Linked DNA regions of Homo sapiens: region 2 is linked to region 1. The links are chromatin loops, found by intact Hi-C in ENCODE. Cell type or tissue: OCI-LY7. All regions are shown on one strand. Links, peaks and the distances in the headings refer to the core of each region. The heading gives the core; the rest is flanking DNA.

Region 1 (16,286 bases), core at 4,886-8,885:
ACGGGGTTTCACCGTTTTAGCCGGGATGGTCTTGATCTCCTGACCTCGTGATCCGCCCGCCTCGGCCTCCCAAAGTGCTGGGATTACAGGCGTGAGCCACCGCGCCCGGCCAATATATATAGTCATTCTTAACTTCTCTGTAAAGGTAGCAAGTATTCCTTGCCTTCCTTTTTATTTCTTTTAATTTTCTTATCTGGTTTTCAGTTACTTAACCATGATATGACATGGTGTGATTATCTTTGAAGGAATAACTTTACAATTTTTAAATTAAAATTATATATCTGTATATTCAAAGTACTAAATATTAAGCTGCTTGATATTACAGCAAACTATTCTAGAGCTCTTTTTATTTTTTAACCTTTATACTTTTCTCTGTGATTTGTTTTGTTTAGTTCAACATTGCTATGTCTTCAAGTTCACTGATCATTTTTACAGGTTTCCAGTATGACTATAATAATTTATATATTATTTAAAAATATTAGCTATTGCTACTCACAATTGCAAACACATGGTATCAACTCTAGTGCCCCTCAATGATAGACTGGATAAAGAAAATGTGGTACATATACACCATGGAATACTATGCAGCCATAAAAAGGAAAGAGATCATGTCCTTTGCAGGGACATGGATGGAGCTGGAAGCCATTATCCTCAACAAACTAATGCAGGAACGGAAAACCAAACACCATGTTTTTTTTTTTTTTTTTTTTTTTTTTTGAGACGGAGTCTCGCTCTGTCGCCCAGGTCGGACTGCGGACTGCAGTGGCGCAATCTCGGCTCACTGCAAGCTCCGCTTCCCGGGTTCACGCCATTCTCCTGCCTCAGCCTCCCGAGTAGCTGGGACTACAGGCGCCCGCCACCGCGCCCGGCTAATTTTTTGTATTTTTAGTAGAGACGGGGTTTCACCTTGTTAGCCAGGATGGTCTCGATCTCCTGACCTCATGATCCACCCGCCTCGGCCTCCCAAAGTGCTGGGATTACAGGCGTGAGCCACCGCGCCCGGCCAAACACCATGTTTTTGCTTATGAGTGGGAGCTAAATAATGAGAACACATGGACACAGGGAGCAGAACAACACACACTGGGGCCTGTTGGGTGATGGAGTAGGTCTGGGAAGAGCATTAGGAAAAATAGCTAATGCATGCTGGGCTTAATACCTAGGTGATGGGTTGATAGGGGCAGCAAACCATCATGGCACACGTTCAACTATGTAACAAACCTGCACATCTTGCACATGTACCCGGACTTAAACTTAATAAAAAAAGAAAAGAAAATGAAAGGTGGGTGGGGGCATGAAATAAAGAATTCGAGCAGTCTTTACAAACTGTAAAATGCAAGGAAATGGATTCCTACTTAAAGCCTCAAGAAAAGAAGGAATACTTAGTCATTTCTTCCTGCAATTTTAAGCTAATACATAGCACCATTTTCCTATTACAGAAAATATTTTCTTTATACAGTTATCCTTCAGTTTACATGGGGAATTGATTCCAAGTTTAAGCACTACAAACCACTGCTAGAGGAAATAAAAGGGGACACAAACAAATGGAAAACATTCCATGCTCATGGATAGGAAGAATCAACATCGTGAAAATGGCCATACTGCTCAAAGTAATTTATAGATTAAATGCTATTCCTATAAAGCTACCATTGACTTTCTTCACAGAATTAGAAAAAAAACTACTTTAAATTTCATATGGAACCAAAAAAGAGCCTCTATAGCCAAGACAATCCTAAGCAAAAAGAACAAAGCTGAAGGCATCATGCTGTGTGACTTCACACTACACTACAAAGCTACAGTAACCAAAACAGCACAGTACTGGTAGCAAAACAGATACATAGACCAATGGAACAGAACAGAGGCCTCAGAAATAACACCACACATGTACAACCATCTGATCTTTGACAAACCTGACAAAAACAAGCAATAGGGAAAGGAGTCCCTATTTAATAAATAGTGTTGGAAAGACTGGCTAGCCGTATGTAGAAAACTGAAACTGGACCCCATCCTTACACCTTCTGTACAGCAAAAGAAACTATTATCAGAGTGAACAGGCAACCTACTGAAAGGGAGAAAATTTTTGCAATCTATCCATCTGACAAAGGGCTAATATCCAGAATCTACAAGGAACTTAAACAAATTTACAAGGAAAAAAACATCAAAAAGTACGCAAAGGATATGAACAGACACTTCTCACAAGAAGGCATTTATGTGGCCAAAAACATGAAAAAAAGCTCATCATCGCTGGTCATTAGAGAAATGCACATCAAAACCACAATGAGATACCATCTCATGCCAGTTAGAATGGCGATCATTGAAAAGTCAGGAAACAACAGATGCTGGAGATGATGTGGAGAAACAGGAACGCTTTTACACTGTTGGTGGGAGTATAAATTAGTTCAACCATTGTGGAAGACAGTGTGGTGATTCCTCAAGGATTTAGAACCAGAAATATCATCTGACCCAGCATCCCATTACCGGATATATATCCAAAGGATTATAAATCATTCTACTATAAAGACACATGCACATGTATGTTTATTGCAGCACTGTTCACAATAGCAAAGACCTAGAACCAACCCAAATGCCCATCAATGATAGACTGGATAAAGAAAATGTGGTACATATACACCATGGAATACTATGCAGCCATAAAAAAAGGCTGAGTTCATGTCCTTTGCAGGGACATGGATGAAGCCAGAAACCATCATTCTTAGCAAACTAACACAGGAACAGAAAACCAAACACCGTATGTTCTCACTCATAAGTGGCAGTTAAACAATGATAACACATGGACACAGAAAGGGGAACATCACACACTGGGGCCTGTTGTGGGGTGGTGGGCTAAGGGAGGGATAGCATTAGGAGAAATACGTAATGTAGATGACGGGTTGATGGGTGCAGCAAACCACCATGGCACATATATACCTATGTAACAAACCTGCATGTTCTGCACATGTATCCCAGAACCTAAAGTATTTTTTTTAAAAAAAAGCCTTTCCTCATTTAATTGATTTAGTGCCTCCACTTACTTTAAAAACAATCACACATGTTCCCTGATAGATGACAGCTGTCAGAGTTAATTATTGATTAAATATAATTAGACTATATTGTGGATGTCAGTCTCATCTCACATCGTCTGTAGTAGGAAAAAAATGTGAATGTGTGTTCTTTAGTTTAAAACATCACGTGGTAGACAATGATTACAAAAGGGGAGATGTGGCTCAGTCAAGGAAAGCATGAAACAAGAAGAGGGAAGACTGAAGGAGCAGTTTTCTAGACAGAGAAGAAAGGCCACACCAGGTATAAAGATGAACCACTACGGCACAGGCATTGAATGCCATAAAACCAAAGCTACCTCTTCATTTGGAACTACATCCTAGCAAAGAGAAGAATGTGATTTCTTTATTGCAGTTCAAAGTTGAGTCCTAGTTAATCATTACACAAGCAGTGAAGCAGCAGTCAGCCAATGCTGTCTGCAGTAACTCAGGTGGGTTATGCACAGGCAATGCAATCACAATTAACATAAGCCCATGTAGAATGTACATTATTATTCATTTTTTAAGACAGAGTCTAGACCTGTGGCCCAGGCTGGAGTGCAGTGGCACAATCTTGGCTCACTGCAACCTCTGCTTCCTGGGTTCAAGTGATTCTCCTGCTTCAGCCGCCCGAGTAGCCGAGATTATAGGCACGCACCACCACTCCCAGCTAATTTTTGTATTTTTAGTAGAGACAGCGTTTCACCATGTTACCCAGGCTGGTCTCAAACTCCTGACCCCAAGTGATCCGCCAGCCTCGACCTCACTAAGTGCTGGGATTACATGTGTGGGCCACTGGGCCCGGCCATCAACATGTGTTTTCCCTCGTCTTTCTTCCTTACTGCCCTCCTCCAACCTTTTACATGGTTCTCTAATATAATGTCTATATTGTTGAATAAAGGACTGACTTTCAAGTAGGGCTTTCAGAGAATGTCTCAGTTCTCTGCTAAAACTTATTATACACATTATTATTTCTTCTTTCCTGGTTCTCCTCCTCCTCTTAGCTAACCACGAAGTCTGACCCTTCTAGTATTGGAGTGTGGGGAGGACAGAGAGATGGAGACAAGAAGGCAGGAAAGTTCTTACTAGAGTGGTGTCAGTGGTGAACTGGAGCCAGCTCCTAGCAGCTTGTAAGAACTGACTGTTAAACTTTCAGGAATTTGTAATTCAGTTACTACATAGAACCATTAATGCACATAGAATTGTAATTAAATAAATTGTATTTAAAATAAATGCAATAAATACTAAAAACTCTTCACTTCCTAATTATTTTGTTACATTTTACGCTGGGGTCAGTGGAGGAGGAGAGACAGGAAAGAAACAAATAATAATGTAAGGAAATAATTTTAGAACATTTACACCACAAAAATCTTCAAATGCCACAAATCAGGGCTATCCCCCGACAAAGATTCTTTGCTTAGTCAAACTTTAGTCAGGCTTCTGAGCCTTCCCCTAGGTCCATCTTAGAGAGACATCGTAAAATCCAGTTTTAGCAAAGAGCCCTGCTAAGTCAGTTTAGCAAGAACTTTTCAGACTTAATTTCCTCGCTCTCCTCCTCCACTGACCCCTGAGTAAAATGTAGCAAAATAATCAGGAAGTGATGAGTTTTTAGTGTTTATTGCATTTACTTTAAATACAATTTATTTAATTGTAATTTTATGTGCATTAATGGCTCTATGTAGTAACTGAATTGCAAATTCCCGATCACCCCTGATATCTGATGAGGTTTCTCCAGGTGAGGACTGATCACACTGGCCTGTCTTTAGCAAGAATATCGTTAGGCTGGCTTAGCCAAAATCTTACCCTTGATGTTTTACCTCTTAGTAATTTTCAATCCACTGACCACACCCTGCTCCTTGGCTATAAATGCCCACTTGCCTATGCTGTGTTCCGGGGTTGAAACCAATCTCTGTCCCCCACTACGAGACCTTATTGCAGTGGTCCTGAACAATGTCTTCCTTACTGTGCTTTAACACGTGTCACTAAATAAGTTTTTGTTTAACAACTTCCCCCTGGTTGTTTAACATTTACCAGCACACATCTGTCTGAGTAGTATTGTTCTAAGGCAGTTTTGCATCCTCTGAGTCTGGCATTGGTTTAAAGCTGACTCTATCATAAGGAATTTTGTAATGCCTTTAGAGACCTGACCTACCACTGATGGGTAATCCTTCACATTCAGTTCCCTTCATCTGGGAGAAAGGAATTTTTTTTTTTTTTTTTTTTTTTTTGAGATGCAGTTTTGCTCTTGTTGCCCAGGCTGGAGTGCAGTGGGCGTGATCTCAGCTCACTGCAACCTCCGCCTCCTGGGTCCTGCCTCAGCCTCCCCGGTAGCTGGGATTACAAGCATAGGCCACCATGCCCGGCTAATTTTGCCTTTTCAGTGGAGAAGGGGTTTCTCCATGTTGTTCAGGCTGGTTTTGACCTCCCGACCTCAGGTGATCCGCCTGCCTCAGCCTCCCAAAGTGCTGGGATTACAGGTTGAGCCACCGTGCCTGGCCAGAGTTTTGCTCTTTTTGCCCAGGCTGGAGTGCAATGGCATGATCCCGGCTCACTGTAACCTCTGCCTCCTGGATTCAAGCAATTCTCCTGCCTTAGCCTCCCAAGTAGCTGGGATTTACAGGCATGCACCACCACGTCCGGCTAATTTTTTGTATCTTTTTTAAACAGAGACAGGGTTTCACTATGTTGGTCAGGCTGGTCTCGAACTCCTGACCTCAGGTAATCCACCCACTTTGGCCTCCCAAAGTGCTGGGATTACAGGCGTGAGCCACCTTGCCCAGCCTCAAAGATTCTTTATTTCATCCTTGGAATACAGAACGCAAAGTCCATCTCCATTTTCTCTACTGAGGGCTGTTCACCTTTCAATCTGTCCTATCAACAGGATTTAACCAGGCTGGTTCTCACTTGAGTATATCTCCTATGCAGCTTGTAAGGAATACTTGTTGGCTGAATAAATCCTGGCAGTGCACACTGATCATTCTCTTTGCTCTACCATCACACCATTTATGATCAGAGCCAATCATAGTTTCTTATCCATTAGGTTTCTCAGGTGTGAATCAGATACCAGTCTTCTGTGTCCCTAAATGCAGAAGACATGTCAAGCCTTCAAGAGATTCTACTGAAACCCCTTTCACTAGACTTGACTGGGGGAGAGAGACAAGTCACAGCTTACCAGCAGCCCACCTGAAGATTTCTCTAAATAAATCATCACAAAAATCCCCTGCACATCTCTCCTCTTTCAAACATTTAATGTCCTCAGTATAGATGATGGCTGTTGGTCATCTTGTGTTTAAATTCCTGTAGGGTGGTTGATCTCACAGTTAATTACAGTATATGATACCTATTGTTTCTTGGTGCCTTATTCAGAACTTTCAATTTAACATAATAGAATATCTTTATAAATTCAGACAAGGAGAGACTTTTTTTGGGGCGAGGGTGTGGGGACAGAGTCTCACTCTGTCACCCAGGCTGTAGAGAAGTGGCACAATCTCAGCTCACTGCAACCTCTGCCTCCCAGGCTCAAGCAATTCTCCTGCCTCAGCCTCCCAAGTAGCTGGGACTACAGAAGCATGCCACCACACCTGGCTAATTTTTTGTATTTTTTTTTTTGTAGAGAAGGGGTTTCACCATGTTAGGGTGGTCTCGATCTCCTGACCTCATGATCCACCTGCCTTGGCCTCCCAAAGTGCTGGGATTACAGGCATGAGCCACCGTGCCCAGCCAAGGAGAGACTTCTTAAACAAGATACAAAATCATCATACACACACCAGTCAAGATTGAATAATTGCACACAAATCATGTGGTAATATGACGCCCTCCTGGGGCAGGCCTACGCCACGACAGACAATTCATTTTTTTACATTAATATTTATTAACAACAAAAAAATTAATAAATTGCACAACGTGAAAATTAAGAACTTCTGTTTATCCAAAGACACCATTCTCTTTCCCAATTAGAAGAAGATACTTAAAACACATATAACTAGGAAAAGACTAAAACCCAGAATATATAAAGAATACCTAGCCAGGTGCCGTAGCTCATGCCTGTAATCCCAGCACTTTGAAGGCCAAGGCAGGTGGACTGCTTGAGCCCAGGAGTTCCAGACCAGCCTAGGCAACACTGTAAGATCCCATCTCTACACAAATTATAACAAATTAACCGGGCATAGTGATGCATAACTGTAGTCCCAGCTACTTGGGAGGCTGAGGTGGGAGGATCGCATAAGCCAGGAAGGTTGAGGCTGCAGTGAGCCACGATTGTGCCACTACACTCCAGCTTGAGAGTGAGACTCTGCCTTAAAAAAAAAAAAAATACCTGTACATCAACATCAATAAGAAAAAGATGAACCACCCAGTAAAAATTGGGGAAGCGCCTTAAATAGGCATTTCAAATAAGAAAAAACATATATATGACTGATACCATATTAAAAGGTGAAATCGGCCAGGTGCAGTGGCTCACACCTGTAATCCCAGCATTTTAGGAGGCCAAGGCAGATGGATTGCCTGAGGTTAAGAGTTCAAGACCCACCTGGTCAACATGGCAAAACCTCATCTCTACAAAAAAGACAAAAATTAGCCAGGCATGGTGATGCATGCCAGTAATCCCACCTACTTGGGAGACTGAGGCACAAGAATCGGTTGAACTTGGCAGGCGGAGGATGCCGTAAGCCGAGATTGTGGTACTGCAATCCAGCCCGGGTGACACAGTGAGACTCCATCTCATAAATAAATAAATAAATAAATAAATAAAAGATGAAATGATAGAAATGCAAATTAACACCATAATAAGATGCAATTTCATAATTAGCAGATCGACAACAATTTAAAAGTCCAAGACCAGCAAGTGCTGGTTGGGTCACAGAGCAGCAGGAACTCTCCCACACCACTCGCAGGAATAGTGACACCAGCACTGTGGAAGCAGTTAGGCAGCATCTCCTAAATTGAACATGCATCCTACAACCTAGTAATTCCACTCCTAGAAAAACCCCTACAGGACACCCAGGAGACATGCACAGCATTTTTTATAACAGCCAAAAGTAGAAACAACCCAATTGTCCTTACACGGAGGGAGTAGATCTAAATATTCATCAAGAGGAGAATGGACAGATACATTGCAGTACTTTATGTGACAGGGTATCTTATGACTGAGAAAATGAGTGAAGATATATCAACATGGATGAATCTTAGAAATCATTCTTACAAAGTTAAAAACAAAAAAACTAAATAATATGTTATTTAGGACGCTTTTATTTGTGGTAAAACTTGAAATAAAAGGAATAAATTATAAACAAAATTTTAGAGTAGCAATTACTTCTTGGGAGAGGCAGATAAATGGAGTGGGGAAGAAGTCTCAGGGGACTCAAAAACATTGGTAATGGCCTCTGCCTTGAATTGTATTGTGCATCACAGGGTGGTTTTCTTGTTATTATTCTTCATTGCTTCCACAGGATGAAGATATACATATAGTAGATGTTATTATGTATGTTAATTATAAAGTAAACCATATATTATATATACTATACAACACTAACATAATGTTAACTTATATAGTATGTATTAATTATATACAGTATATTAATATTAATTATGTAGTATACTATATAGTCACCCTGAGTGATGGAGTTCTGTATTATAATTTTCTACATTTCCCATGGGCTGGGCATGGTGGCTCACACTTGTAATCCCAGCAGTTTGGGAGGCCGAAGTGGCCACATCACTGGAGGTCTGGAGTTCGGGACCAGCCTGGCCAACATGGCGAAAACCTATCTCTACTAAAAATACAAAAAATTAGCTGGGCATGGTGCCACATGCCTGTAATCGCAGCTACTCAGGAGGCTGAAGAAGCAGAATCACTTGAACCTGGGAGACGAAGACTGCAGTGAGCCAAGATCGAGCCACTGCACTCCAGCCTGCATGACAGAGCACAACTCTCTCTCAAAATAATAATAATAATTTTCTACATTTCCATAATTGCTTAAACATCAATGCAATACATTCATAATCAAAAGACGGTGATTTTTAAATAATGTCTAGAATGCTTGCACAGTTTTTTGAAAACTGATCTGAACCTTCAGTCTAGTGTCATGCTACGGGAGGGATAATCTCTAAAGATTTGACATTGCTATCTAGTTGACAAGTAGGTGTCAAAATGCTAATGCACAATTTCAACTATGCCAACATTGCCTTTATGTATTTATTTAATTTTTTTAGACAGAGGCTTGCTCTGTTACCAAGGCTGGAGTGTAGTGGCACGATCTCAGCTCACTGCAACCTCTGCCTCCCGGGTTCAAGTGATTCTCCCTGCCTCAGCCTCTGGAATAGCTAGGATTACAGGTGCGTGCCACCATGCCCGCCTAATTTTTGTATTTTTAGTAGAGACAGGGTTTCACGATGTTGGCCTGGCTGGTCCTGAGCTCCTGACCTCAGGTGATCGGCCTGCCTCAGCCTCCCAAAGTGCTGGGATTACAGGCATGAGCCACACTGTGCCCAGCCACCAACACTGCCTTTAAATATTCAGTATTCCTTAGTCAGTATTACTACCCTTCTTATCTTTTTGAAGATATACTTCCCATCTTTATGTTGAGGCTTTTATCCTATTTCCAACATCACTAAGCTTCCCTTGAACTGTAAAATTCAGTAACTCAGAAGCCTTGGATGAAAACTAAGATTCTTTTCTTCCCCCAGCCCTTTAGCAATATCTAGTGGCTATTTAGAGACAGCACAAGACAAACATTTTCCTACGTGAGGATCAATGGTATCGATGGCAAATTTGACTTAGCAAAAAAAAAAAAAAAAAAAAGAAAGCCTTAGGTCTTCAAACAAATAAAATCTCTCCTGTGATTAAGTAATTTTACATGCATGGGTGTATATGTCAACACTTAAGATAAAGTGTCAGGCCTCTGAGCCCAAGCCAAGCCATCGCATCCCCTGTGACTTACACATATACACCCAGATGGCCTGAAGTAACTGAAGATCCACAAAAGAAGTAAAAATAGCCTTAACTGATGACATTCCACCATTGTGATTTGTTCCTGCCCCACCCTAACTGATCAATGTACTTTGTAATCTCCCCCACCCTTAAGAAGGTTCTTTGTAATCTCCCCACCCTTGAGAATGTACTTTGTGAGATCCACCCTTGCCCGCAAAACATTGCTCTTAACTTCACCGCCTATCCCAAAACCTGTTAAGAACTAATGATAATCCACCACTCTTTGCTGACTCTTTTCGGACTCAGCCCACCTGCACCCAGGTGAAGTAAACAGCCATGTTGCTCACACAAAGTCTCTTTGGTGGTCTCTTCACACGGACGCGCATGAAATTTGGTGCCATGACTCGGATTGGGGGACCTCCCTTGGGAGATCAATCCCCCGTCCTCCTACTCTTTGCTCCACGAGAAAGATCCACCTACGACCTCAGGTCCTCAGACCCACCAGCCCAAGAAACATCTCACCAATTTCAAATCCGGTAAGCGGCCTCTTTTTACTCTCTTCTCCAACCTCCCTCACTATCCCTCAACCTCTTTCTCCTTTCAATCTTGGTGCCACACTTCAATCTCTCCCTTCTCTTAATTTCAATTCCTTTCATTTTCTGGTAGAGACAAAGGAGACACGTTTTATCCATGGACCCAAAACTCCGGCGCCGGTCACGGACTGGGAAGGCAGCCTCCCCTTGGTATTTGATTCACCCACATTTCAAAGGCGTCAGACCATGCAGGGACACCTGCCTTGGTCCTTCACCCTTAGCGGCAAGTCCCCCAACCCCTTCTCTCCTTGTCTCTACCCCTTCTCTGCTTTTCTGGGGGAGAGGCAAGTACCCCTCAACCCCTTCTCCTTCACCCTTAGCGGCAAGTCCCGCTTTTCTAGGGGGCAAGAACCCCCAATCCCTTATTTCTGCACCCCGACCTCTTATCTCTGTGCCCCAATCCCTTATTTCCGCACCCCGACCTCTTATCTCTGTGCCCCAATCCCTTATTTCTGCACCCCAAGCTCTCATCTCTGTGTCTCAATCCCTTATTTCCATGCCCCAACCCTTTCTCTGCTTTTCTGGAGGGCAAGAAGCCCCCACCCCTTCTCCATGTCTCTACTCTTTTCTCTTGGCTTGCCTCCTTCACTATGGGCAACCTTCCACCTCCCATTCCTCCTCCTTCTCCCTTAGCCTGTATTCTTAAGAACTTAAAACCTCTTCAACTCTCACCTGACCTAAAATCTAAGCATCTTATTTTCTTCTGCAATGCCGCTTGACCCCAATACAAACTTGACAGTAGTTCCAAATAGCCGGAAAATGGCACTTTCAATTTTTCCATCCTACAAGATCTAAATAATTCTTGTCGTAAAATGGGCAAATGGTCTGAGGTGCCTGACATCCAGGCATTCTTTTACACATCAGTCCCTTCCTAGTCTCTGTGCCCAGTGCAACTCATCCCAAATCTTCCTTCTTTCCCTCCCGCCTGTCCCCTCAGTCCCAACCCCAAGCGTCGCTGAGTCTTTCTAATCTTCCTTTTCTACAGACCCATCTGACCCCTCCCCTCCTCGCCAGGCCAAGCTAGGTCCCAATTCTTCCTCAGCCTCCGCTCCTCCACCCTATAATCTTTTTATCGCCTCCCCTCCTCACACCTGGTCCGGCTTACACTTTCGTTCCGTGACTAGCCCTCCCCCACCTGCCCAGCAATTTACTCTTAAAAAGGTGGCTGGGGCTAAAGGCATAGTCAAGGTTAATGCTCCTTTTTCTTTATCCCAAATCAGATAGCGTTTAGGCTCTTTTTCAGCAAATATAAAAACCCAGCCCAGTTCATGGCTCATTCGGCAGCAACCCTGAGACGCTTTACAGCCCTAGACCCTAAAAGGTCAAAAGGCCATCTTATTCTCAATATACATTTTATTACCCAATCTGCTCCCGACATTAAATAAAACTCCAAAAATTGGAACCTGGCCCTCAAACCCCACAACGGGACTTGATTAATCTCACCTTCAAGGTGTACAATAACAAAAAAAAGTTGCACTTCCTTGCCTCCACTGTGAGACAAACCCCAGCCACATCTCCAGCACACAAGAACTTCGAAACGCCTGAACTGCAGCGGCCAGGCGTTCCTCCAGAACCTCCTCCCCAAGGAGCTTGCTACAAGTGCCAGAAATCTGACCACCAGGCCAAGGAATGCCTGCAGCCCAGGATTCCTCCTAAGCCGTGTCCCATCTGTGCAGGACCCCACTGGAAATCGGACTGTTAAACTCACCTGGCAGCCACTCCCAGAGCCCCTGGAACTCTGGCCCAAGGCTCTCTGACTGACTCCTTCTTGGCTTAGCGGCTAAAGACTGACGCTGCCCAATCACCTCGGAAGTCCCGTAGACCATCACGGACGCTGAGATTTAGATAACTCTCACGGAGAGTAAGCCCGTCCCCTTCTTAATCAATACGGAGGCTACCCACTCCACCTTACCTTCTTTTCAAGGGTCTGTTTCCCTTGCCTCCATAACTGTTGTGGGTATTGACAGCCAGGCTTCTAAACCTCTTAAAACTCCCCAACTCTGGTGCCAACTTAGACAATACTCTTTTATGCACTCTTTTTTAGTTATCCCCACCTGCCCAGTTCCCTTATTAGGCCGAGATATTTTAACCAAATTATCTGCTTCCCTGACTATTCCTGGGCTACAGCTGCATCTCATTGCGGCCCTTCTTCCCAATCCAAAGTCTCCTTTGCGTCCTCCTCTTGTATCCCCCACCTTAACCCACAAGTATAAGATACCTCTATTCCCTCCTTGGCGACCGATCATGCACCCCTTACCATCTCATTAAAACCTAATCGCCCGTACCCCGCTCAATGCCAATATCCCATCCCACAGCATGCTTTGAAAGGATTAAAGCCTGTTATCACTCGCCTGCTACAGCATGGCCTTTTAAAGCCTATAAACTCTTACAGTTCCCCCATTTTACCTGTCCTAAAACCCGACGAGCCTTACTAGTTAGTTCAGGATCTGCGCCTTATCAACCAAATTGTTTTGCCTATCCACCCCATGGTGGCAAACCCATATACTCTCCTATCCTCAATACCTCTCTCCACAATCCATTATTCTGTTCTGGATCTCAAACATGTTTTCTTTACTATTCCTTTGCACCCGTCATCCCAGCCTCTCTTCACCTTCACTTGGACTGACCCTGACACCCATCAGGCTCAGCAAATTACCTGGGCTGTACTGCCGCAAGGCTTCACAGACAGACCCCATTACTTCAGTCAAGCCCAAATTTCATCCTCATCTGTTACCTATCTTGGCATAATTCTCGTAAAAACACATGTGCTCTCCCTGCTGATCGTGTCCGATTAATCTCCCAAACCTCAATCCCTTACAAAACAACTCCTTTCCTTCCTAGGCATGGTTAGCATGGTCAGAATTCTTACATAAGAGCCAGGACCGCACCCTGTAGCTTTTCTGTCCGAACAACTTGACCTTACTGTTTTAGCCTAGCCCTCATGTCTGCGTGCGGCGGCTGCCACTGCTTTAATACTTTTAGAGGCCCTAAAAATCGCAAACTATGCTCAACTCACTCTCTACATTTCTCATAACTTCCAAAATCTATTTTCTTCCTCATACCTGACGCATATACTTTCTGCTCCCCGGCTCCTTCAGCTGTACTCACTCTTTGTTAAGTCCCACAATTACCATTGTTCCTGGCCCAGACTTCAATCTGGCCTCCCACATTATTCCTGATACCACACCTGACCCCCGTGACTGTATCTCTCTGATCCACCTGATATTCACCCCATTTCCCCATATTTCCTTCTTTCCTGTTCCTCACCTTGATCACACTTGATTTATTGATGGCAGTTCCACCAGGCCTAATTGCCACACACCAGCAAAGGCAGGCTATGCTATAGTATAAGCCACTAGCCTGCCTCTCAGAACCTCTCATTTCCTTTCCATCGTGGAAATCTATCCTCAAGGAAATAACTTCTCAGTGTTCCATCTGCTATTCTACTACTCCTCAGGGATTATTCAGGCCCCCTTCCTTCCCTACACATCAAGCTCGAGGATTTGCCCCACCCAGGACTGGCAAATTAGCTTTACTCAACATGCCCTGAGTCAGGAAACTAAAATACCTCTTAGTCTAAATAGACACTTTCACTGAATAAGTAAAGGCCTTTCCTACAGGGTCTGAGAAGGCCACTGCAGTCATTTCTTCTCTTCTGTCAGACGTAATTCCTCAGTTTAGCTTTCCCACCTCTATACAGTCTGATAACAGACCAGCCTTTATTAGTCAAATCAGGCAAGCAGTTTTTCAGGCTCTTAGTATTCAGTGAAACCTTTATATCCCTCACGGTCCTCCGTCTTCAAGAAAAGTAGAATGGACTAAAGGTCTTTTAAAAACACACCTCACCAAGCTCAGCCACCAACTTAAAAAGGACTGGACAATACTTTTACCACTTTTGCTTCTCTCAGAATTCAGGCCTGTCCTCGGACTGCTACAAGGTACAGCCCATTTGAGCTCCTTTTTATTAGGCCCCAGTCTCATTCCAGACACCGGGCCAACTTAGACTGTGCCCCAAAAAAACTTGTCATCCCTACTATTTTCTGTCTAGTCATACTCCTATTCTCCGTTCTCAACTACTCATACATGCCCTGCTCTTGTTTACACTGCCGGTTTACACTGTTTCTCCAAGCCATCACAGCTGATATCTCCTCGTGCTATCCCCAAACTGCCATTCTTAACTCTTGAAGTAAATAAATAATCTTTGCTGGCAGGGCTATGCTGAATCTCCTTAGGCACTCTCTAATCAGATGTCCTGAGTCGTCCCAATTCTTAGACCTTTTATACCTGTTTTTCTCCTTCTCTTATTCCATTTAGTTTTTCAATTCATACAAAACCGTATCCAGGCCATCACCAATAATTCTACACAACAAATGTTTCTTCTAACAACCCCACAATATCACCCCTTAACATAAAATCTTCCTTCAGCTTAATCTCTCCCACTGTAGGTTCCCACGCCGCCCCTAATCCCGCTTGAAGCAGCCCTGAGAAACAGCGCCCATTCTCTCTCCATACCACCCCCCAAAAATTTTCGCCGCCCCAAGACTTCAACACTATTTTATTTTTCTTATTAATATAAGAAGGCAGGAACGTCAGGCCTCTGAGCCCAAGCCAAGCCATCGCATCCCGTGACTTGTACGTATACATCCAGATGGCCTGAAGTAACTGAAGATCCACAAAAGTAAAAATAGCCTTAACTGATGACATTCCACCATTGTGATTTGTTCCTGCCCCACCCTAACTAATCAATGTACTTTGTAATCTCCCCCACCCTTAAGAAGGTTCTTTGTAATTCTCCCCATGAGAATGTACTTTGTGAGATCGGCCCCTGCCCGCAAAACATTGCTCTTAACTTCACCGCCTATCCCAAAACCTATAAGAACTAATGATAATCCACCACTCTTTGCTGACTCTCTTTTCGGACTCAGCCCACCTGCACCCAGGTGAAATAAACAGCCATGTTGCTCACACAAAGCCTGTTTGGTGGTCTCTTCACACAGACGCGCATGAAATAAAGTCATACAGCTGGCATTTCCTCATTTAGCCTGCTGTAAACATAGGCAACAGTTGTTACTACATTACATAATGGGCATTATGATAAAGAACCTCAACAAAGATCTGAAGCAAGAGTGCCAGCACGGTGTGAAAACATCTAAAAGCAAAATGGAAGAACTTGTATAGAATGGCATCTTTCAGGAACAGAAGTCTCTAGGCATAGAAGCAGAGATTAACAGACGAGACAGAGCAAGAGGGGTGGGCTAGGGAGGGAGCACAAGAAGAAAAGAATACAGAAAAATCATTGGGATGAAGAGATTTATAGAATCCAGAGTTTTTATCCTAAGATAACTGCAGCCAGTCATTGCACGCTTAACCAAAAGTAGGTTTCTCTTCATCCTTCAAGCCTGCTCCCCCAAAGATGTTTGCCATCTTTCCCTTTGACTTGCTGCATTACCTATCTCATCTCACTTTCACTGGAGGTTCTGCTCCCAGGTAGATGATGGGTGACAGCTGATGACTGAGAGAAAAGAAGCTCCTAACTTCTGTCTGTAGAAGTAGATAAAGAAACTATAACTGCAACCTCTCCTGTTCCCACCAACACTTGAGTCCTAACAAAAGCAGCTCTTTTCCTAGAAAGCTGGTCACATTCCTAAAAAGAGTTTGCATTCTGACCTTTACGAGTTAGGTGGAGACTCTCTCAACATTATTCCAGTTATAAGAAGGGGATGGCCTGAG
Region 2 (16,286 bases), core at 1-4,000, 72 kb before region 1:
CTCTATGGACCAGAGAACTCTGGGAATTTCTTGCCTCTTGGGATCCAGAACCAGAGAAACAGCAGAGCATAGGGTGACTTACTTGTGGGCTCCCACAAACAGAAGGCCACTCAGACCTGCTGTTTGCCACCCCTGCCCATTCCTTCTCCAGATGGAACTGGTACTCTTCTGACTACCAGACAGGCTGCACCACCAGCAAAGGGGATGGATACAGGAGCCACACCAACAATAAGCGACCAGGGAAGGCTCCATATTCCTTGTGGGCCTAGGACTGCCTTTTCAAAGGAAAAATAGCTAAAAAGGCAGAACCTGCAAAAGAGGTGCAGCTACATTAGTGACCTGACCAAAGAAGGCTCTTTGTCCCTGCAGGTTTGAGATGGAGAGTCCCCTCATCCCAGACACAGAGGCAGAGGGGGTAGAATAGGTGAGGGGACACTGGGAAGAGGGATCCTTCCAACCCCACCTCACCAACATCTCCCCCAGCCCACCCCCACCCCACACACCAGAAGCCTGGTAAACCCTTCTGCACCCTCAGCTAGCACCAGCAGAGAGCAGTGGGAACCTCCTTTGGCACTAAATCCACTGAGGATGTCAAAGCAAAACATTAAAGGCTCCAATAATCAAACTATCATTGAAACCTCCTCCCCCACCCACAAAATAGGCTAAGGCCCACATGCCAACCCCAAACAAGGTGCTTGCTCGCTAAAATTATCAAAGATGTAAATAGCACCTAGCATTACATAACATGACAGACAAAAGGGCCAGGATACAATCATCACACCAAGAGCCAAGAAAATCATGGCTTGAATGAGGAAAGACAATCAACTGACCCCAACTGAAATGAATCAGAGGTTGGATCCATCTGAAAAGGATTTTAAAGCAGACATCTTTTTAAAATGCTTTAGTGATCATTTACAAATTTTCTGCAATCAAATGAAAACAAAATTATAAATCTCAGCAAAGAAATAAAGGTTATAAAACATGAACTGAAATGAAATTATGGAACTAAAAATACAATAATAGAAGTGAAAACTCGCCGGGCACTGTGGCTCATGCCTGTAATCCCAACACTTTGGGAGGCCCAGGCAGGCGGATCATGAGGTCAGGAGATCGAGGCCATCCTGGCCAACATGGTGAAAACCCTTCTCTACTGAAAATACAAAAAACATCATTAGCTAGGCATGGTGGCGGGCGCCTGTAGTCCCAGCTACTTGGGAGGTTGAGGCAGGAGAATTGCTTGAATCCAGGAGGTGGAGGTTGTAGTGAGCCAAGATTGCGCCACTGCACTCCAGCCTGGTGACAGAGTGAGACTTCATCTCCAAAAAAAAAAAAAAAGTGAAAACCAAACATTGCTAGACTTGCTTAATATTAGAATTGAAATAAGCAAAATCAACAGAATTCCCCTACACAGAAAAACAGAGAGAAAACAGACTAAAAATGTAAAATGAACAAAGCTTCAGAGGCCTGTGGGATAAAAAATAAAGGTCCAACTTTTGTATCATTAGAATTTCAGAAAGACATGAGTTAGATGATGGTGTTGAAATTATTTTAAAAAGTAATTGCTGAAAACTTCCAAGATTTGGCAAACTCATGAATTTATAGACCAAAAAATCTAAGTCAACCTCTCAAAAATAAACCCAAACAAGTCCACTCCAAGACACATCTAATCAAACTTTTAAAAACTAAAGACAGAAAAAAATTTTTAAAACAACCAAAAAGAAACAAAAGATAATTCTGGAACCTACAGAGAAACACCTACTTGAATAACAATGATTTTCTTATTTGGGATCATAGAGGCCAGAAGGAAGAACTGTCAACCACAAATTCTATGTTCAGTGAATCTATCTTTCACAAATAAATGAAACTTAAAAAAAATTATCAGGCAAAGAATTTGTTGTTACAAATTAAGAGTGGATAGTAGACCTACCATTAATGATTGGCTCAAGGACATTCTTCAAAAACAAGAGAAATGATAACAAAAGGAAGCATAGAGTATCCAGAAGGAAGAAGGAACACTGCATAGGGCAGAAATACGGAAATATAAAATGGATTATTTTGTTCACCATGAGTTCTGTAAATCTTAAGGACTGAAACAACAATTAGAACACCTTCTGGTACTTCAGACAATTATCTTTAATAGTTGAAAGGGAAAAGGGTCTTAAATGCAAGTGAGGTTTCCACACTTCGCTCTAAGTGGTGAATGTTGATATTAGTTGTAGTGGGATGAATAATGGCGTCACTCAGGTCCCCACATTCATCCCTCCAATCTATGAATCTTACTTTTTAGAGCAGAGATTTTGCAAGTGTAATTAAGTATCTATATGTGGGAGATTGTCCTGAATTATCTAGGTGGGCCCTAAATGCCATCACTAGTATCCATACATGAGAGAGGCAGACAGAGATTTCAGACAGAGGAGATGGCCACGTGACTCTGAATGGGAGAGTAGACTGATGTGGCCACAAGGCAAGGAATGCCAGCAGCTGCCCTAAGCCAGAAGAGGGAAGGAAAGAATTGTTTCCCAGAGCTTTTGAAGTGATTCTAGCCCTGCCCACAACTTGATGTTGGCCTAGCAAACTTGATGTGGGCGTCTGGTTTCCAGAACTGAGAGTAGAAATTTCTGTTGTTTTAAGCCACCAAGTTTGTGGCAATTTGCTATAGTAGCAGTAGAAAACAAATGTATCAGTAGGCTGTTACAAGTCATACCTTTATTGTAATGCCCAGAACGATCACTTTGAAAACTATACAAAGAAACACATTAGAATATACTATAAAAAATGGAGATAGAATTAAAAAAGAAAATAACCCCTAGGAAGGCAAGAAAAGCAGTAAAAGAGGAATGAGAACCCGAGAAAACGTAATAAAGTGCCAGACAAAGCACTAACATATCAATAATTATCTTAAATATAAACAGTCTACATATGCCACTCAAAAGTCAAAGAGAGGCAGAATATATTAAAAGCATTATTTGGGCTGGTCACAGTGGCTCACACCTGTAATCCTAGCAGTTTGGAAGGCTGAGGCAGGCGGATCATGAGGTCAGGAGTTCGAAACCAGTCTGGCCAGCACAGTGAAACCTGGTCTCTACTAAAAATACAAAAATTAGCCAGGCATGGTGCCGTGCACCTGTAGTCCCAGCTACTCAGGGGGCTGAGGCAAGAGAATGGCTTGAACCCAGGAGGCGGAGGTTGTGGTGAGCCAAGATCACGCCACTGTACTCCAGCCTGGGCAACAGAGCAAGACTCCATCTTAAAAAAAAATTACTCAATTACATAAGGCTTAAAATATATGTCAAAGTCAATAACACAGGCATAATGATAGTAAAAGGAAGAAAAGACATGCCATGTAAACATTAATAATAAAGCATGAGTGGGTATATTAATATCTGACAAAGTAGACTTTAAGGCAAATAAAAGTATTAGAGACAAAGAGGAACATCACAAAATAATAAAATGATTGATCCACCAGAAATGTGTAAAAATCCTAAATGTGTAAAAACCAAACATCAGAGCTTCACAAGAGGAAGCAAAAACAGTTAAAACTAAGGGAAAAACAGAAAAATCTACAAATGTAGTTGAAAACTTTAACACCCTTAGAAAACAGAAAAGATCATAAAAGGTATTTAATCAACCAACAGGATCTAACTGACACAGAACACTCCACCCAATACACATGTTTTTCAAACCCCTATGAAACGTTGACAAAGATAGATCTCATCCTGGGCCAGAAAATAGATCTTAACATATTCAAGTGAACTGAAATCATAGAGAATTTATTCTCTGATCACAATGGCATCAAACTAGAAATCAGTGATTAAAAGGCAGTAGAAAAATCTCGAAGCATATGGACACTAAATAACACATTTCTAAGAAATCCATGACTCAAAAAGAAAGTTTCAAGTGAAATAAAAAAATACATAGACTGGAGCAGTAAAACACAGTATATAAAAATATGTGGGATGCAGCTAAAACAGTGCCAAGAGGAAAATTTATAGTACTAAAATGACTAGATAGAAAAGAAGGAAAAAATTAGTTAAGTTCCTATCTCAAGATACTAGAAAAAGTAGTGCAAAATAGACTCAAAGCAACTAGAAGGAAGAATGTGATAGAAATCTAAATTAATACAATTGAAATAGAGAAATAATAGAAAAATAATAAAACAAAAACTGTTTCTTCTGAAAACTAATATAATTGATGAACCCTTAACAGGACTGGCAAAGAGACAGAAAGAAAGAGAGAGAGAGAAGGCAATGCTTATAAATATTAGAAATAAAATAGTGGATATTACTACAGATTCATCAGCCATTATAAAGATGAGGAAATATTATGAAGAACTTTAAGTTCATAAATTGAACAGGTTATTAAATATAAACTGATTTCTCAAAAACTATAAACTACCAAAACTCAACCAAGATGAAACAGACAATCTGAATAGTCCTGCAACTATTACAGAAATTGATGTTATAACTAAAATGTCCTACAAAAATAAAATGAAGTCTGCCACATTGACTTTTCCTTTAACGGACGATTTCTCTGTAGCATGTGATGCTGTTTGACAGCATTTTACCCACAGTAGATCTTATTCCAAAATTAGAGTCATTCCTCTCAAACACTGCCACTGCTTTATCAACTAAGTTTACGTAATATTCTAAATCCTTTGTTGTCATTTCAACAATGTTCATTCACACCCTCTTCACCAGGAGTAAATTACCACCTCCTTTGCTCACCCATAAGAAGCAACTCCTCATCTGATCAAGTATTGTCATGATGCAGCAATTCAGTCACATCTTTAGGCTCCACATCTAATTCTAGATCTCTTGCTATTTCTTCCACATCTGCAGTTATTTCTTCCACTGAAGTCTTAAACTCCCCAGTCACCCATGAGGGCTGGAATCAACTTCTTCCAAACTCTTGTTAATGTTGATATTTTTACTTTCTCCCATGAATCATAAATTTCTTAATGGCATCTACAATGGTGAATCTTTTCCAGAAGGCTTTTTTTTTTTTTTTTTTTTTTTTTTTGAGACAGAGTCTCGCTCTGTCACCCAGGCTGGAGTGCAGTGGCACAATCTCGACTCATCACCTCCCAGGTTCACGCCATTCTCCTGCCTCAGCCTCCCGAGTAGCTGGGACTACAGGCGCCTGCCACCATGCCCGGCTAATTTTTTTTGTATTTTCAGTAGAGACGGGGTTTCACCATGTTAGCCAAGATGCTCTTGATCTCCTTACCTCGTGATCCAGCTGCCTCTGTCTCCCAAAGTGCTGGGATTACAGGCATGAGACACTGTGCCCGGCCTCCAGAATGTTTTCAATGGACTTTGCCCATATTCATAGAAGGAATCACTACCTATGGCAGCCATATAGCCTTACGAAACGTACTTTTTAAATAGTAAGACTTGAAATTCAAAATTACTCCTTGATCCATGGACTGCAGAATGGATGCTGTGTTAGCAGGCATGAAAACAACATTCGTCTACTGTACATCTCCATCAGAGCTCTTCGGTGACGGTGCACTGTCAATGACCAATGATATTTTAAAAGAAATATTTTTTTCTGAGAAGTAGGTCTTGACAGGAGGCTTAAAATAGTCAGTAAGCCATGCTGTAAACAGATGTGCTGTCATCCAGGCTGTTGTTCCATTTACTGAGCACAGGCAGAGGAGAGTTAGCATAATTCTCAAGGGCCCTAGAATTTTCAGAATGGTAAGTGAACACTAGCTTCAACTTAAAGTCACCAGTTGCATTAGCCCCTAACAAAGTCAGCCAGTCATGTGAAGCTTTGAATTCTCCTTCCTGGCTATTAAAAGTTCTAGATGGCATCTTCTTCCAATAGAAGGTTGTTTCATCTGCATAAAAACTGTTGTTAGTGTAGCCACTTTCATCAATGATCTTAACTGGATCTTCTGGATAACTTGCTGCAGCTTCTCCATCAGTACTTGCTGCTTCATCTTGCATTTTTATGTTATGGAGATGACTTCTTTCCTTAAACATCCTGAATCAACCTCTGCTAGCTTCCAACTTCTCTTCTGCAGCTTCCTCACCTCTCTGTCTTCACAGAACTGAAGAGAGCTAGGGCCTTGCTCTGAATTAGGATTTGGCTTAAGGGAATGTTGTAGCTGATTTGATCCTCTATCCAGACCATTCAAACTTTCTCCATATCAGCAGTAAGCCTGTTTCACTTTCTTTTTTGTTTGTTTGTTTGTTTTTGAGATGGAGTCTAGCTCTTTCACTTAGACTGGAGTGCAGTGGTGCCATCTTGGCTCACTGAAACCTCCGACTCCTGGGTTCAAGTGATTCTCCTGCCTCAGCATCCCGAGTAGCTGGGACTACAGGCATGCACCACCATGCCTGGCTAATTCTGTAGTTTTAATAGAGATGGGGTTTCACTATGTTGACCAGGCTGGTCTCGAACTCCTAACCACAAATGATCTGCCTGCCTTGGCCTCCCAAAGTGTTGGGATTACAGGTGTGAGCCACTGAGACTGGCCTGCTTCACTTCAACATTTGCATGTTCACTGAAGTAGCACATTTAATTTTCTTCAAAAACTTTCACAACTTGGCTGTTTGGCACAAGACCCCTAGCTTTCAGCCCATCATGGCTCTCAACATGCCTTCCTCACTAAGCTTAATCATTTCTAGCTTTTTATCTTAGCTTTATTTATTATACTTTAAGTTTTAGGGTACATGTGCACAACGTGCAGGTTAGTTACATACGTATACATGTGCCATGTTGGTGTGCTGCACCCATTAACTCGTCATTTAGCATTAGGTATATCTCCTAATGCTATCCCTCCCCCCTCCCCCCACCCCACAACAGGCCCCGGTGTGTGATGTTCCCCTTCCTGTGTCCATGTGTTCTCATTGTTCGATTCCCACCTATGAGTGAGAACATACAGTGTTTGGTTTTTTGTCCTTGCGATAGTTTGCTGTGAATGATGGTTTCCAGCTTCATCCATGCCCCTACAAAGGACATGAACTCATCCTTTTTTATGGCTGCATAGTATTCAATGGTGTATATGTGCCACATTTTCTTAATCCAGTCTACCGTTGTTGGACATTTGGGTTGGTTCCAAGTCTTTGCTATTGTGAATAGTGCCCCAATAAACATATGTGTGCATGTGTCTTTAAAGCACCATGATTTATAATCCTTTGGGTATATACCCAGTAATGGGATGTCTGGGTCAAATGGTATTTCTAGTTCTAGATCCCTGAGGAATCACCACACTGACTTCCACAATGGTTGAACTAGTTTACAGTCCCACCAACAGTGTAAAAGTGTTCCTATTTCTCCACATCCTCTCCAGCACCTGTTGTTTCCTGACTTTTTAATGATCGCCATTCTAACTGGTGTGAGATGGTATCTCATTGTGGTTTTGATTTGCATTTCTCTGATGGCCAGTGATGATGAGCATTTTTTCATGTGTCTTTTGGCTGCATAAATGTCTTCTTTTGAGAAGTGTCTGTTCATATCCTTTGCCCATTTTTTGATGGGGTTTTTTTCTTGTAAATTTGTTTGAGTTCATTGTAGATTCTGGATATTAGCCCTTTGTCAGATGAGTAGATTGCAAAAATTTTCTCCCATTCTGTAGGTTGTCTGTTCACTCTGATGGTAGTTTCTTTTGCTGTGCAGAAGCCCTTTAGTTTAATTAGATCCCATTTGTCAATTTTGGCTTTTGTTGCCATTGCTTTTGGTGTTTTAGACATGAAGTCCTTGCCCATGCCTATGTCCTGAATGGTATTGCCTATGTTTTCTTCTAGGGTTTTATGTTTAACATTTTATGGTTTTAGGTCTTTTTATGGTTTTAGGTTTTAACCTTTTTATGGTTTTAGGTCTAACATTTAAGTCTTTAATCCATCTTGAATTAATTTTTGTATAAGATGTAAGGAAGGGATCCAGTTTCAGCTTTCTACATATGGCTAGCCAGTTTTCCCAGCACCATTTATTAAATAGGGGATCCTTTCCCCATTTCTTGTTTTTGTCAGTTTGTCAAAGATCAGATGGTTGTAGATATGTGGCATTATTTCTGAGGGCTCTGTTGTGTTCCATTGGTCTATATCTCTGTTTTGGTACCAGTACCATGCTCTTTTGGTTACTATAGCCTTGTAGTACAGTTTGAAGTCAGGTAGCATGATGCCTCCAGCTTTGTTCTTTTGGCTTAGGATTGACTTAGCAATGAGGTCTCTTTTTTGGTTCCATATGAACTTTAAAGTAGTTTTTTCCAATTCTGTGAAGAAAGTCATTGGTAGCTTGATGGGGATGGCATTGAATCTTACCTTGGGCAGTATGGCCATTTTCACGATATTGATTCTTCCTACCCATGAGTATGGAATGTTTTTCCATTTGTTTGTATCCTCTTTTATTTCATGGAGCAGTGGTTTGTAGTTCTCCTTGAAGAGGTCCGATCATTTCTAGCTTTTGATTTAAAGTGAGAGACATGCAACTCTTCCCTTTACTCAAACCCTTAGAAGCCATTGCAGGGTAATTAATTGGCCTGATATCAATATTGTCATATCTGAAAGAATGGAGAGGCCCAAAGGAAGGGAGAGAGATGAGGGAAGAGTCAGTGGGTGGAGCAGTCAGAACGCACTCAACACTTATCGATTAAGTTCACCATCTTATATATAGGTCGGCTTGATAGCATCCCAAAACAAGTACAGTAGTAACATCAAAGGTCACTGATCACAGATCATCATAACAGATACAATGTTAATGAAAAACTTTGAAATATTGCAAGGATTACCAAAATGTAACACCAAGACAAGAAGTGAGCACATGCTGTTGGAAAAATGGTGCCAACAGAATTATTCAATGCAAACCTGGGCAACACAGTGAGACCCTGTTCTCTACTAAAAAAAAAAAATTTGGTGGTAAATGCTACCAGCTACTTAGGAGGCTGAGGTGGGAGGATTGCTTCCACCTGGGAGGTCAGTAAGTGTTGAGTGTGTTCTGACTGCTTCACTCACTGACTATTCCCCCATGTCCCTCCCTCTCTTTGGGCCTATTCTTTCAGATACAACGATGTTGAAATTAGGCCAATTAATTACCTTACAATGGCTTCTAAGTGTTTGAGTAAAAGGAAGAGATGTATGTCTCTCACTTTAAATCAAAAAGCTGCAGTGTGGGAGGTCAAGGCTGCAGTGAGCTGTGATGGCACCACTGCCCTCCAGCTTAGGAGACAAAATGAAACCATGTCTCAAAAAAAAAAAAAAAAAGAATTACTGTATCGGGGGAACCAGCCCCCAGTATTTCAATGTACATTCTTTTCTATTTTCCCTAAGTGTCGGCCGGTCTGAGAAATAAAGGGAAAGAGTACAAAAGAGAGAAATTTTAAAGCTTGGTGTCCAGGGGAGACATCACATGTTGGCAGGTTCCGTGATGCCCCGAGCTGCAAAACCAGCAAGTTTTTATTATGGATTTCAAAAGGGGAGGGGTGTACGAATAGGGTGTGGCTCACAGAGATCACATGCTTCAAGGGCAATAACATCACAAGGCAAATGGGGGCAGAGTGAGATCACAGGACCAGGGTGAAATTAGAATTGCTGATGAAGTTTCATGTCCCACTGGGCATGCATTATCATTGATAACACCTTATCAGGAAACAGGGTTTGAGAGCAGACAACCGGTCTAATTAAAATTTACTAGGCAGGAATTTCCTAATCCTAATAGGCCTGGGGGTGCTACAGGAGACCGGGGCTTATTTCATCCCTTATCTTCAACCATATAACACAGACATTCCCAGAGCGGCCATTTTAGAGACCTCCCCCTAGGAATGCATTCTCTTTCTCAGGGCTGTTCCTTGCTGAGAAAAAGAATTCAGCGATATTTCTCCTATTCACTTTTGTAAGAAGAGAAATATGACCCTGTTCTGTCTGGCCCCTCAGGCAGTCAGGCCCAATGGTTTACTCCCTTGTTCCCTGAAAATTGCAGCCATCCTGTTCCTTTTGGATGCCCAGATTTCATATTGTTCAAACACACATGCCCTACAAACAATTTGTGCAGATAATACAATCATCACAGGATCCTGAGGCAACATACATCCTTAGCTTACGAAGATGATAGGATTAAGAGATTAAAGTAAAGACAGGCATAGGAAATTATAAGAGTATTGATTGGGGAAGTGATAAATGTCCATGAAATCTTCACAATTTATGTTCAGAGACTGCAGTAAAGACAGACATAAGAAATTATACAAGTACTAATTTGGGGAACTAATAAATGTCCATGAAATCTTCACAATTTATGTTCTGCCATGGCTTCAGCCGGTCCCTCCGTTCGGAGTCACTGACTTCCTGCAACACTGCTGGATGCAGGGTTGCCATGAACCCTCAATTTGTAAAATATGCAATATTCACAAAGTGCAGTAAAGCAAAGCACCATGTGTCTACACATGGCCAATCTTATTTCATCGGTCCCTCCCACCCAAACTGTTCCTCATTCCTGCCTTGGATTGTTTTATAAAAATTCCCAGACATCATATCATTTCATGCATAAACACTTTGGTATGTATCTCTAATAGATAAGGATTATTTTTATTTCTAAACATAACCACAATACCATATCACATTTTTAAATGTTAGCAATAATTCCTTACTATTGTCACATAGCCAGTTCAGTTTCCCTGTCTCATAACATTTTTTTACAGTTCAGTGGTTCAATTCAGTATCCAAACATAATTCATATATCCAAGGCATATGTTTTCAATCTCTTTTTCCCTCACAACTCAATTCTCATTTCTAGTTTATTCAGCATGGATAACATCACCGTCACATGCAAAATGTTAAAATAGATACATCTAAGGAAGGGTGAAAAGGAGAAGTTAAGATTTTAAAAAATAAAACAAAAATACTTAATTTTCTTGTTCACACCTGTTGCCCAAGTGAAAATGAGAGAGGCTCTTTATTCTCCTGACTTTTCCTGGTTGTTTTTCACTTATGGTCATCTGAACCTTCCTGGTTATGTTGGAAAGTGATGGGGTGAGGAATAAGGGACTCTTGCTTTGCCAAGAACAGCATTCTGCCTGCAGGCTGGAAGGGCAGCAGCATGTGCAAAGAGTAGTTTCAGTTCCACAAGGGGCAAGGTGGAAAATTTCTTCTCTTTGAAAATGCTTGTTCTCAGCTATCAATTACTTTTTTTTTTTTTTTTTTTTGTATGAGACAGAGTCTTGCTCTGTCACCCAGGCTGGAGTGCAGTGGTGCAATCTCAGCTCACTGCAACCCCTGCCTCCCAGGTTAAAGCTATTCTCCTGCCTGAGCCTCCTGAGTAGCAGGGACTACAGGCGCCTGCCACCACACCAGATAATTTTTTGTATTTTTAGTAGAGATGGGGTTTCACCATGTTGGTCAGGTTGGTCTCGATCTCCTGACCTTGTGATCCGCCTGCCTCAGCTTCCCAAAGTGCTAGGATTACAGGTGTAAGCCACTGTGCCCAGCCTCAAAGCTTTTAAAATCTATTTGTTTTTGCTATATTAATTATTATTATTATTATTATTGAGATAGAGTTTCGCTCTTGTTGCCCAAGCTGGAGTGCAATGGTGTGATCTTGGCTCACTGCAACCTCTGCCTCCTGGGTTCAAGCGGTTATCGTGCCTCAGCCTCCCAAGTAGCTGGGATTACAGGTGTGTGCCACCACACCCAGCTAATTTTTTGTATTTGTAGTAGAAATGGGGTTTTACCATGTTAGCCAGGCTGGTCTCAAGCTCCTGACCTGAGATGATCCACCCGCCTCGGCCTTCCAAAGTACGGGGATTACAGGTGTGAGCCACTGTGCCCTGCCAGTTATGTTGTTTTAAAAGATCTACACATGAGGTTCTTATTCCTTTTTGTTTTGTTTTTGTTTTGAGATGAGCTCTCACTCTGTCACCCAGGTTGGAGTGAAGTGGCACGATCTTGGCTCACTGAAAGTGGCTCAGTGAAAGTGGCATGATCTCGGCCCCCCTCAGCCTCCCAAGTAGCTGGGACCACAGACATGTGCCACTGCCCGACTAATTTTTGTATTTTTTGGTGGAGATGGTGTTTTGCCATGCCGCCCAGGCTGGTCTCAAACTCCTGAACTCAAGCTATGCATCTGCCTTGGCCTCCCAATGTACTGTGATTACAGGCATGAGCCACCATGCCTGGCAGAGGTTCTTATTTGTTTCAATTATTTGAATGTCAAAGGGTAAGATTACTGAATAAAAAAGTAGTCATTTTAATAGCTCCTGTTACAAGTGATTGAATACTAAATACATAACATGAAAGCAATATATTTATTTCTCACCAGCATTGCCAGGATTTTAAAATCATTTTTTGTTCAGTTAGTAGACATTTATTTACAGCCTTAAGATTATATTTTAAAATGATCAATAAATTACATAATTCAATAATTTTGCTGTTTTGTTTTCAATGGTGTGAACCAACACATTGACATAACAAGTTCCCTTGACATAATCTTAGAAATATGTCCTCACATACTATGTCCTCACATACTATAATATTAAACTTTTAACTATCTCAAGTATTTCTCCATTCTAGTGCTTTCCTTTTCATCCTGTTATATTGTGTTGTTTTTAATTACAAGTTTTAAATTTTTTATACAGCCATACTAATCTGGCTTGCTTTTTATTCTGTTTCTTCATTAATTCAAAATGTATTCTGCAGACATAGTGGCTGAATAAATTAAAAAAAAACAAGATCCAACCATATGCTGCCTATAAGAGACTCCCTTAAACTGTAAGAACACACAGACTCAAAGAAAAGTGGTGGAAAAAGGTATTCTATGCAAACGAAAACAAAAAAGGGCAAGAGTAGCTATACTAATACAAAATACATAGATAGACTTTAAGCCGAAAACTGTAAAAAGAGAAAAAAGACCATTATATAAAAGGTCATATAAAATGATCAATACAGCAGGAAGATGTAACAATTATAAATATATATGCATCCAACATTGGAGCACCTAAATATATAAAGCAATTATTAATAGACCTAACCTAATGGAATGTGCAGAATACACATTATTCTGCACATGGCTCATTCTCAAGCATATACCATATGTTAGGTCACAAAACAAGTCTTAAAAAATTAAAAAATTGAAATAATATCAAGCATCTTCTCTGACTAGAAAGGAATAAAACTAGATACCTATGGCTGGGCGTGGTGGCTCATGCCTGTAATCTCAGCACTTTGGGAGGCCAAGGCAGGCGGATCACGAGGTCAGGAGATTGAGACCATCCTGGCTAACACGGTGCAATGAAGTCCATACGAATTTAGAAGTCAAAATTGTGTCAATTATCTTTTCTAACCACAGTGGAATAAAACTAGAAATCAGTAACAGGAGGAATTTGGAAACTGTACAAATACGTGAAAATTAAACAACATGTTCCTGAATAACAAATGGGTCAATGAAGAAATTTAAAAAGAAATTTAAAACTTTATTGAGAAAATGTAAAAATAAATTTAAAACTAAAAATGTTTCCATATGAAAATGGCAACACAACATTCCAAAACCCATGAGATACAGCAAAAGTTGTTAAAAAGCAGGGGGACAAAGTTAAAGTGTAGAGTCTTCATTCATCTTCTATTTGCTTGTTAGTTTATGCAAGCAGTGTTAAGTCGCTCTCAGCTTAAAATCAAGTTATAAAATAGTATCTGCAAGCCTCATGATAACCTCAAATAAAAAAACATACAAAGGATACACAAAAAGTAAGAAGCAAAAAAAAAAAATCGTATCAGAGAAAATCAATTTCACTAAAAAGAACACAGGAACAAAAGCAAAAAGGAAGAGAAGACCACAAAACAACTGAAAAACAAATAACAAGATAGCAAGAGTAAGCCTTTACTTATGAGTAATAACAATGACTGTAAATGGACTGAACTCTCCAATCAAAAGACATACCTGGCAGAATGGATAAAAAAATAAGACCCATTTATCTGTTGCCTACATGAAACACACTTCACCTTTAAAGACATGCATAGGCTGAAAATAAGAGGATCAAAAAGATATTCCCTGCCAATGGAAACCAAAAAAAGAACAGAAATAGTTGTACTTATATCAGACAAAATAGACTTTAAAACAACAACTATAAGAAGAGACAAAAGAAAGCCACTATACAATTATAAAGGGGTCAATTTAGCAAGAGGACATAACAATTGTAAATATTTATGCACTCAATACCGAAGCACCCAGATATATAAAGGAAATATTATTACAGTTAGAGAGCTAGAACTCAATACAATTATAGCTGGAGACTTCAATACCCCACTTTCAGCATTGAACAGATCTTCCACACAGAAAATTAAGAAAGAAACACTGAACTTAGTATGTGTTATAGACCAAATGGACCTAATAGATATTTACAGAATATTTCATCCAAGAGCTGCAGAATACACATTATTCTGCACATGTCTCATTCTCAAGCATATACCATACGTTAGGTCACAAAACAAGTCTTAAAAAATTAAAAAATTGAAATAATACCAAGCATCTTTTCTGACTAGAAAGGAATAAAACTAGATACCTATGGCTGGGCATGGTGACTCATGCCTGTAATCTCAGCACTTTGGGAGGCCAAGGCAGGAGGATCACGAGGTCAGGAGATTGAGACCATCCTGGCTAAGACAGTGAAACTCCGTCTCTACTAAAAATACAAAAAAATTAGCCAGGTGTGATGGCATGTGCCTGTAGTCCCAGCTTCTGGGGAGGCTGAGGCAGGAGAATGGTGTGAACCCAGGAGGCAGAGCTTGCAGTGAGCCGAGATGGCACCACTGCACTCCAGCCTGAGTGACAGAGCAAGACTCCATCTCAAAAAAAAAAAAAAAAAAAACTAGATACCAACAAGAAGAGGAATTCTGGAGACCATACAAGCACATGGAAGTTAGACAATATGCTCCTGAATGAGTCAATGAAGATATTAAGATGAAAATTGAAAAATTTCTTGAAACAAATGGTAATGGAAACACAATATACCAAAACTTATGATACGCAGAAAGCACTGCAAAGGCAGAAATGTATAGCTGTATGTGCCTACCATCAAAAAAGAAGAAAATCTTCAAATAAATAACTTAAAAACTAGAAAAGTAAGAACAAAGTAAATCTGAAATTATGAGAAAAGAAATAAAGATCATAACAAATAAAATTGAAATTAAAAAATACACAAGATCAACAAAACAAAAAGTTGGTTTTCTGCAAAGTTAAAATCAAAAAACTTTTAGCCAGGCTAGCTAAGAATAAAGAGAAAATTCAAACAAGTAAAATCAGAGATAAAAAGGAGGCATTACAACGGATACTGCAGAAATTCAAAGGAGCATAACTTACTACTACATGCCAATAAATTTGAAAACCTAGAGAAACTGACAAATTCTTAGACACATACAACCTACCAAGATTAAACCATGAAAACTTCCAAGACCAGGACAGATCAGTAACAATAAGACTGAAGCCATCATAAAAAGTCTCCCAGTAAAAAAATGCCCAGGAACTGATGGCTTCATGGCTGAATTCTACTAAACATTTAAAGAACTAGTACCAATCCTACTCAAGCTATTTTGAAAAACAGAGGGAATACTTCCAAACTTATTCTATGAGGCCATTATTACCCTGACACCAAAATCAGACAAAGACATCAAAAAAGTAAACTATAGACCAGTATCTCTAATTAATATTGATGCAAAAATCCTCAACCAAATACCAGCAAAGCAAATTAAATTAGACAATACACTGAAAAGATAATTCATCATGATCAAGAGGGCTTTATCCCTGGGATGCAAGAATAGTTCAACATACAATCGGTGTGATACATCATGTCAACTGAATAAAGGACAAAACCATATGATCACTTCAACTGAAGCTGAAAAAGTATTTGATAACATTCAACATCCCTTCATGCCATACATTCTCAAAACATTGGGTACAGAACAAACATACCTCAACATAATAAAAGCCATATATGAGACCCACAACTATAATCATAGGGAATGGGGAAAAACAGAAAGCCTTTCCTGTAACATCTGGAACATGATAAGGATGCCCACTATCACCACTGTTATTTAACATAATACTGGAAATCCTAGCAAGAGCAATCAGTGCAGCCCCCTATAATGCCCCCAACCCGCCCCCAGCTGCGGGCAGTGCAGCACCCGATAGCCCCCCAACCCGCCTCCTGCTACAGGCATTGTAGCCCCCCCCAACACCATGGCTCACTAAACCCACCCTCGTCCAGCCTGCAGCTGATAGCGCCCCAACCCACCCCCTGCCGTGGGCAGAGCAGCCATGGTTACACACCTACTCCGCTGCTTTTCTGCCGCTCCAGCCTC

The links. Peaks named below come from ENCODE experiments on the same cell type or tissue, not always from the same donor. Only the 100,000 strongest peaks of a DNase experiment are listed, where the experiment ranks them.
Region 2: a loop joins it to region 1, with 4 times the contacts of the local background. A loop is called at or near these places in 1 of 110 quality-filtered maps.

What each region holds. Positions count from the first base shown.
Region 1 is chr9:94,529,947-94,546,232 of GRCh38, forward strand. No RefSeq gene overlaps it. Among named protein-coding and RNA genes, the nearest start is that of PCAT7, 17 kb to the right of the region's middle. RefSeq lists an enhancer at 6,428-6,597. In OCI-LY7, for the core only: CTCF peaks have their summits at 6,858 and 7,057; DNase peaks (open chromatin) are centred at 5,071 and 6,835; H3K27ac peaks cover 1,656 bases.
Region 2 is chr9:94,462,547-94,478,832 of GRCh38, forward strand. No RefSeq gene overlaps it. Among named protein-coding and RNA genes, the nearest start is that of PCAT7, 84 kb to the right of the region's middle. RefSeq lists a silencer at 2,307-2,507. In OCI-LY7, for the core only: no CTCF peak of the experiment used is centred there; no DNase peak of the experiment used is centred there; H3K27ac peaks cover 676 bases.